2 separate regions of the Homo sapiens genome follow, and region 1 is linked to region 2. The links are chromatin contacts, found by Hi-C or POLR2A ChIA-PET in ENCODE. All regions are on one chromosome and are shown on one strand. The core of a region is the stretch at or near the end of the contact, and the rest is flanking DNA. Distances in the headings are between cores, read along the strand shown. Region 1 overlaps IRF2 (interferon regulatory factor 2). Region 2 holds the start of MYL12BP2 (MYL12B pseudogene 2).

Region 1 (2,700 bases), core at 190-2,689, 140 kb after region 2:
ATATTTTATGTAAAAACCCAGAAGAGAGGACTCTGGAAGGCTTCCTAGAAGAGGGGGCATCTGAACTGGGCCTGGAAGCCAAGGGATCCTCAGGTGGAAGGGAAGAAAGAACATTCCCAACAAAAGGAAGAACAACGACAAGGGCAAGAGAGGGGTGGCGCCCGCGTGTCCGAGCCATTGGTGATACGAAGAAGCTGCGCCACGGGGAACGTGAGAGCCGCGGTGGAGAAACTGCTGGAAGGTTTCCCTGAAGCTGCGAGTTCAGAGTCAGCCATGTGTCCTCGCACCTCAGCGAGGGTCCCTGCCGACTGAGCGGAGGAAACCCCTCGGTCCAGCCAGGGCACACACCCGGCTGACGCGCTTTCCTGCGGCCCGGTCCGCCCTCCCTACCGGGAAACCGGGTGCCTGAGCCCAGGGGCACCAATGTCCTGCAGGCGCCTCTGTGTCTGGACAGCAAATAACAATTGGAGGACCAAGTCAGTCACTGCAACTGAATTCAGCCAACACGTACTGAGGGTACCGAGTCTACGCGAGTCCTGTGGCTCGGCCCTCCACAACATACAACCGGTTCAAACACGGCAGTTAGTGATAATACAGTGGAGACGGTGAAATACTGAAATAAACCACAGGAATATCTAGGCCTTTGAATAACATCTTCCAATTTATCGCCCCAGGGAAGTGAAGAGTCCGGCAAACATCCAGTCAATGCCATCAAGGCAGCCGGTCACCCCAGCTGTGAGGGCCTCGGCACCTGATGGCCACATCTCCCCAAACACTCTGTAGCTGCGTCGGATGAAGAGTGTGAGGTGGTTTGGTTAACACATGATACAGGTGGAATAATGCCTCCCAAGTATCCCACACGCTAGCCTCTGCGACCTGTGAATAGACTGTGTTATGTGACAAATGGGAATTAAGGAGGCAGGTGATTTAAAGGTTGTCTGTTGACCTTGACAGAGGGGAATTTTCCTGGATCATCCATGTGGTCCCAATGCAGGGAAGAAGCCTCAATATGGCACGGGCAGCTCTGGGGCTCCCTCCAGTTCCTGAGTCCCACTGGCTAAGGTTTGCACCTGAGGTGTTCGCCCAGCCCTTCTGTGGCCCGGCGTGACGTCACTCGGAAGACCTGGGGACACTCTGGGCGGATAGGAAGCCCTGTCCTAACTTCTGCCCTATGAAGGCATTGTTTCTGGGGGTCTTGCCATTATCCTTGATTCTCTAACTTGGGTTTCTTACCTGAATTTGAGCCAACTGTCTTTAATTCCTCCTCACTTGAGGATTATAAACTTACTATAATCACTCTCTTTACAAACCAATTCAAAACAAACAAAAGAGAGTACAAAAAATATTTTTGTACCTATTCATCATTTCCTCTTAGAAACTTATATAAAAGCACCTCAAAGACAGGCCTGGCTATTATCAAAGGCACAACCCAGTCCTTCCCGCAATGGACCGCAGACTACAAATGCACACGCCTCAGAGCTCCTCTCCAACGCTGCAGGTGCACAGCTGCGACACGCCCTGCTGCTAACAGTCATTAGCTATCATTTTCTGAAATGCACAGGGGAAAATGTTCCAAATCCTCAAAAACCTTCCAAAAAAAAAAGAAAAAAGCTGGCTGTATCCTCGGAACAAAACCCTTCCTTACTGGGAAACAGGAACACATGCACTGAGTGAGATATTTGTGGCCACCAGGAACTGGCTCTGACACTCCCTCCTTCATCTGTTTGTTCCAGCCACCCTGGAGAGTGGTCCATGCACCAGGAACGGAAGAAACTGTCAACCCTTCATGTCTTTGCTCTTGCTGTTCTTTCAACCAAAAATGCCCTGCTCACCCACTGGCCACCAGATGACATTGCCTCCCTCCTTCCGGCCAGTCAGAAGTCAGTGGTGAGGCACGCCCCAGTTTCTCTGGTCAAAGACGTAATTCTTAGTTCATGATGGGTAGCTCCAGTAAATTAAAAAGAATAAAAAGAAGATACTGCTTCTTCCTCTTCTCTCCCTTAGCCTTTGGCTTGCTGTGCTTCCATGAAGCCCATCTTTCGTTCTTTTCATGACCAGGAATGGTTATTTACCTGCTTGTCTCTCTAACCAAATGATAAGCTCTTTGAGAGCATGGATCTGAAATTTTCAACCTTACATCTTCGCAGCATAGGGCTTCACACACAGCTGTTCAAAATTGTCTGCTGAAGGAATGACTTCCTCTGAGGGTTTTATTTAAGATATTTGTTTGTAGAAGAGAGTCTTCAATTTAATTTCATCATTATCATGTTTGTTTTCACAGTACTTAAAACTAATTTTAAGGATTTTTAAAATCGTTGCCCCAAGCCTGAAGAGAATAAAAATTTTTGCAACTCCTCTTACCACTCTGCTTCACAACACATATATTATTTCTCTGTTTCTCACATATATTATGCATCTTCTTCCAATTATTTACAACTCAGTTATAATCCACACATGACCTTGCCAGGCTATAGTTTTCAATAAAGTTCAACTCTTCAAAAGGATTCAGCAAAACGAAAAATTTCCGCAGGACATAAAACTAAACCAACAATGAATTTGCTTCCATACAGTTGTGATATTTCACTGAATTTCTTTATCTACTATGGCTCTTGTAAGAACAAATGAATGGCTTCTCCTGCTGTCAACAATTCACAATAAATACACAAATGCTTTTATCCATTTTACTTAACAGATCTGTTA
Region 2 (2,700 bases), core at 37-2,536:
CAAGCAGAAGAGAGAATTGGAAGAAACAGAGGAAACAAAGCACAGTGGACTATTTGTGTACCTTCAAGTAATGTGCTGGGAGAGAAGCTGGGACCAGTCGTGAGGGATCTGGTAAAACCTGCCGAGTCTGGGAACCAATGAATGAACTTATTAGGTGGGTCCTAGAAATTTTTCTCTGGCAAACTGAGGATACATTTCAGGGGGTTATGAATCACCACCAGCATGCTCTCTGCTCTTCATGGACATCAGAAGCTGGGGGAAAGCTTTCTTTGTGAGCCCCCAGCCTCAAGGGCAGGCAGTTCCTGGGCTGAGCCTCACTGGTGAAGCCTTTATGTGTGATGCGGGAACTGCCCACACACCAACTCCTGTTTTGCCCTTTTAATGGGCAGCATATCTCCTCAGAAGATGTGCCGCATGACCATTTTTGAGCCCACACCATCTTCACCCTCCTAGAATCTGCCTCTGATTCTTGGAATTTGGGGAAAACCACAGGTTTTTCATCATTTCTCAAAACTACTAGTTTGCAGCAGCAGTTCTGTGAAGGTGGGGAAGAAGCTGAGGACACCGGTGCCATGTTTCTGTTCTTATTCACATTTCTCTGTTCTCTGAAAGCAAAATAATGCAAAGCTATAAAGACCATCAGGGAGAATCAGAGCACAGACAGGATTCCAAAGGATGGAGGCTGCCCCCGACAAAACCCCTCCCCAAAGTGGGGAGGGGGCAGAGAAGAGGCCCCAAGATGCCAGGTGCTTCCCTCTGCAGCACAAGACACACTATGGGGTCTGCGCAAAGACAAAACATCGATTTGGGTGCAGTCTTCTTGGTCTCATTATTTTTATCATCTCTCAGAGGATGTGTGGTTGTCCCGATTGCTGTGCTCAGGACAGGAAGGGAAAGCAGAGGCTAACATAACTCACCCGGTCTGCAGGACAGAGGAGGAGAGCAGGCTGAAGGCCTATCCACCTCTGCACGCATCAGGCGGCTTCTGCATCCTGAGACACCCTTCCTGAATCGACACTTGGGCCCAGCCTGGCACTGGGCCCCATAGACGCCAATTAGATGGACGTGGTCTCCACACTGCAGGTGTTCACAGTACTCACTTGCTCCTGCAGACCCCAAATGCCAGAGAACTCATTTGCTGACCTTTAGCTGATGACAGGGGCTGGAGTTGACATTTGTATCAACCCACTGCATGCCTCAATGGGTCACCCTTCTGTGAGCAGGTGCTTCAGAGGCACAGCAGGACAGTCCTGGAGGCTCACCACAAAGCAGGGCCACCACACGCATGGGGAGAACTAGAAACCGATGACTTGGAATTTCCCTGCTGTTCTGGGTGGGCTTTGATGGGCTTTGCTCTGACTTCCTCTCTTAGACCTCTGGGCAGTGTTGCTACTGACGCAATAGAAATCAAGCATCCTGTTTCACTCCAGCAGAGGCTGCATTGCAGCAATGAGGGGTGTTTGCCCCATACCCAGAGAGGTGCTTCTGGGGAGCGAAGGCCCATAGCAAATGGGCAGCTAGCACATCAGGCCCAGGAGTCTGCTGCGTTGCAGAAGCTGCTGAAGTGTTGGCCCTGCCCACCTCCCAGGACACCTGTGGGAATGCGGGAATTCCACAAATTATGGATTCTAAGCCCCAGGAGATTTAAAAGGAAGGGAGAGGGAGAGAATGAGAATCGATGCTCTATTATTTGATGAGTTTGTAGGCGAGTGTGTGAGAGCAGAATGTTGAGACAAGACTTTCAACTTCGATGTAAGGAATATCTATTAAGCCCCTGCTGTGTGCCGGGGCTGTGTGTGATGCCTAAAGAACAATTGGCAACAGCCTCTCAAGGTGTGTGTGTGTGTGTGTGTGTGTGTGTGTGTGTGTGTGTGTGTGTTAGCGGCAGGTATATATCACAAGTTCAAAAGGGAGTGTCATAATTGTATTAAAGAGAAAAAACTACCACTGCTGGATTTAGAGTTATGAGATCTGGGTTTGAGTCCTGGTTCTACTTATCAGCTGCTTCCTTGAGTGTCCTCTCTATAGAATAGGGATCATAGCTCTTCCGAACATCACAGGGTTTGGGAAGGTAGAAAAAAGAAAAGGGATGCAAAAACACGTGGGGAAAAGGAACGTGGTTCCACAGCAAGAGTGGGCCCTCGTGTAAACTATGAGCTTTGGGTGATAATGGTGCATCAACATAGGCTCCTCACTTGTAAGGGTCAGACCCCTCCGGTGCCAGATATCGACAGCGGGGAGGCTGTGTGTGTGGGAGCAGCGAGGAACTCCCCGGACTTTCTGCTCAATTTTGCTCCAAACAAAAAATGGCTCTTAAAAAAGAAGTAAATTCAAAAGAAAAAAGATATAAAAATACATAATCCATTTGAAAAAATTACAATCATTAAAAAAGAAAAAAAGGAAAATGGAAAACTACTATAGACATGGTTTGAGTTGATATAAAGCTTTGATAGAAAGGCACAAAGAAAATGGCCTAAGAGTTGAAAGCCCAGTGAAATCACAGCTCACGAGGGGTACTTGAGAGAAACTAGGGGAGAAAGTTTTAAGACACAGTCTCCAGCAGAATGGGCTGTCATGAACCCATGGAGTAAGAATTGGGGTTAGGTCGGGAGGAGAACAGCTGCCTTTTCATATCATCCATCCCTCTGTCAGTCACCCTAGGCAAGAAGCCATCCAGAGAGACTCCGAGGCCAGGGACTG

Evidence for each region. Hi-C counts contacts between places; a loop is a spot of excess contacts on that map. ChIA-PET counts read pairs that join two places held with the same protein, here RNA polymerase II (POLR2A). Pooled maps may share reads with other maps.
Region 1: a pooled map shows a loop between it and region 2 (5-fold over the local background). The contact joins the enhancer-like site here to the promoter of MYL12BP2 in region 2. A Hi-C loop is called at or near these places in 1 of 168 maps with a recorded cell type or tissue (CD4-positive, alpha-beta memory T cell) and 8 of 50 pooled maps. POLR2A ChIA-PET finds 5 or more read pairs at or near these places in 5 of 52 experiments (HepG2, OCI-LY7, activated B cell and 2 more).

Annotation. Positions count from the first base shown.
Region 1 is chr4:184,456,257-184,458,956 of GRCh38, forward strand. All of the region lies in intron 1 of IRF2 (interferon regulatory factor 2), which reads right to left. Among named protein-coding and RNA genes, the nearest start is that of IRF2, 17 kb to the right of the region's middle. RefSeq lists an enhancer at 1,554-1,613. Within about 2 kb of position 1,440, at least 4 of the 41 ENCODE cell types and tissues checked have a DNase peak (open chromatin) inside an H3K27ac peak, as active enhancers do; they include OCI-LY7, where a contact is called at or near this core.
Region 2 is chr4:184,313,043-184,315,742 of GRCh38, forward strand. It overlaps MYL12BP2 (MYL12B pseudogene 2), which reads right to left and starts at 1,287. Exons shown (of 3, transcript XM_047416561.1): 1 at 1,263-1,287; 2 at 918-1,106. The coding sequence starts at 1,287. RefSeq lists enhancers at 778-1,279, 1,198-1,467, 1,598-1,757.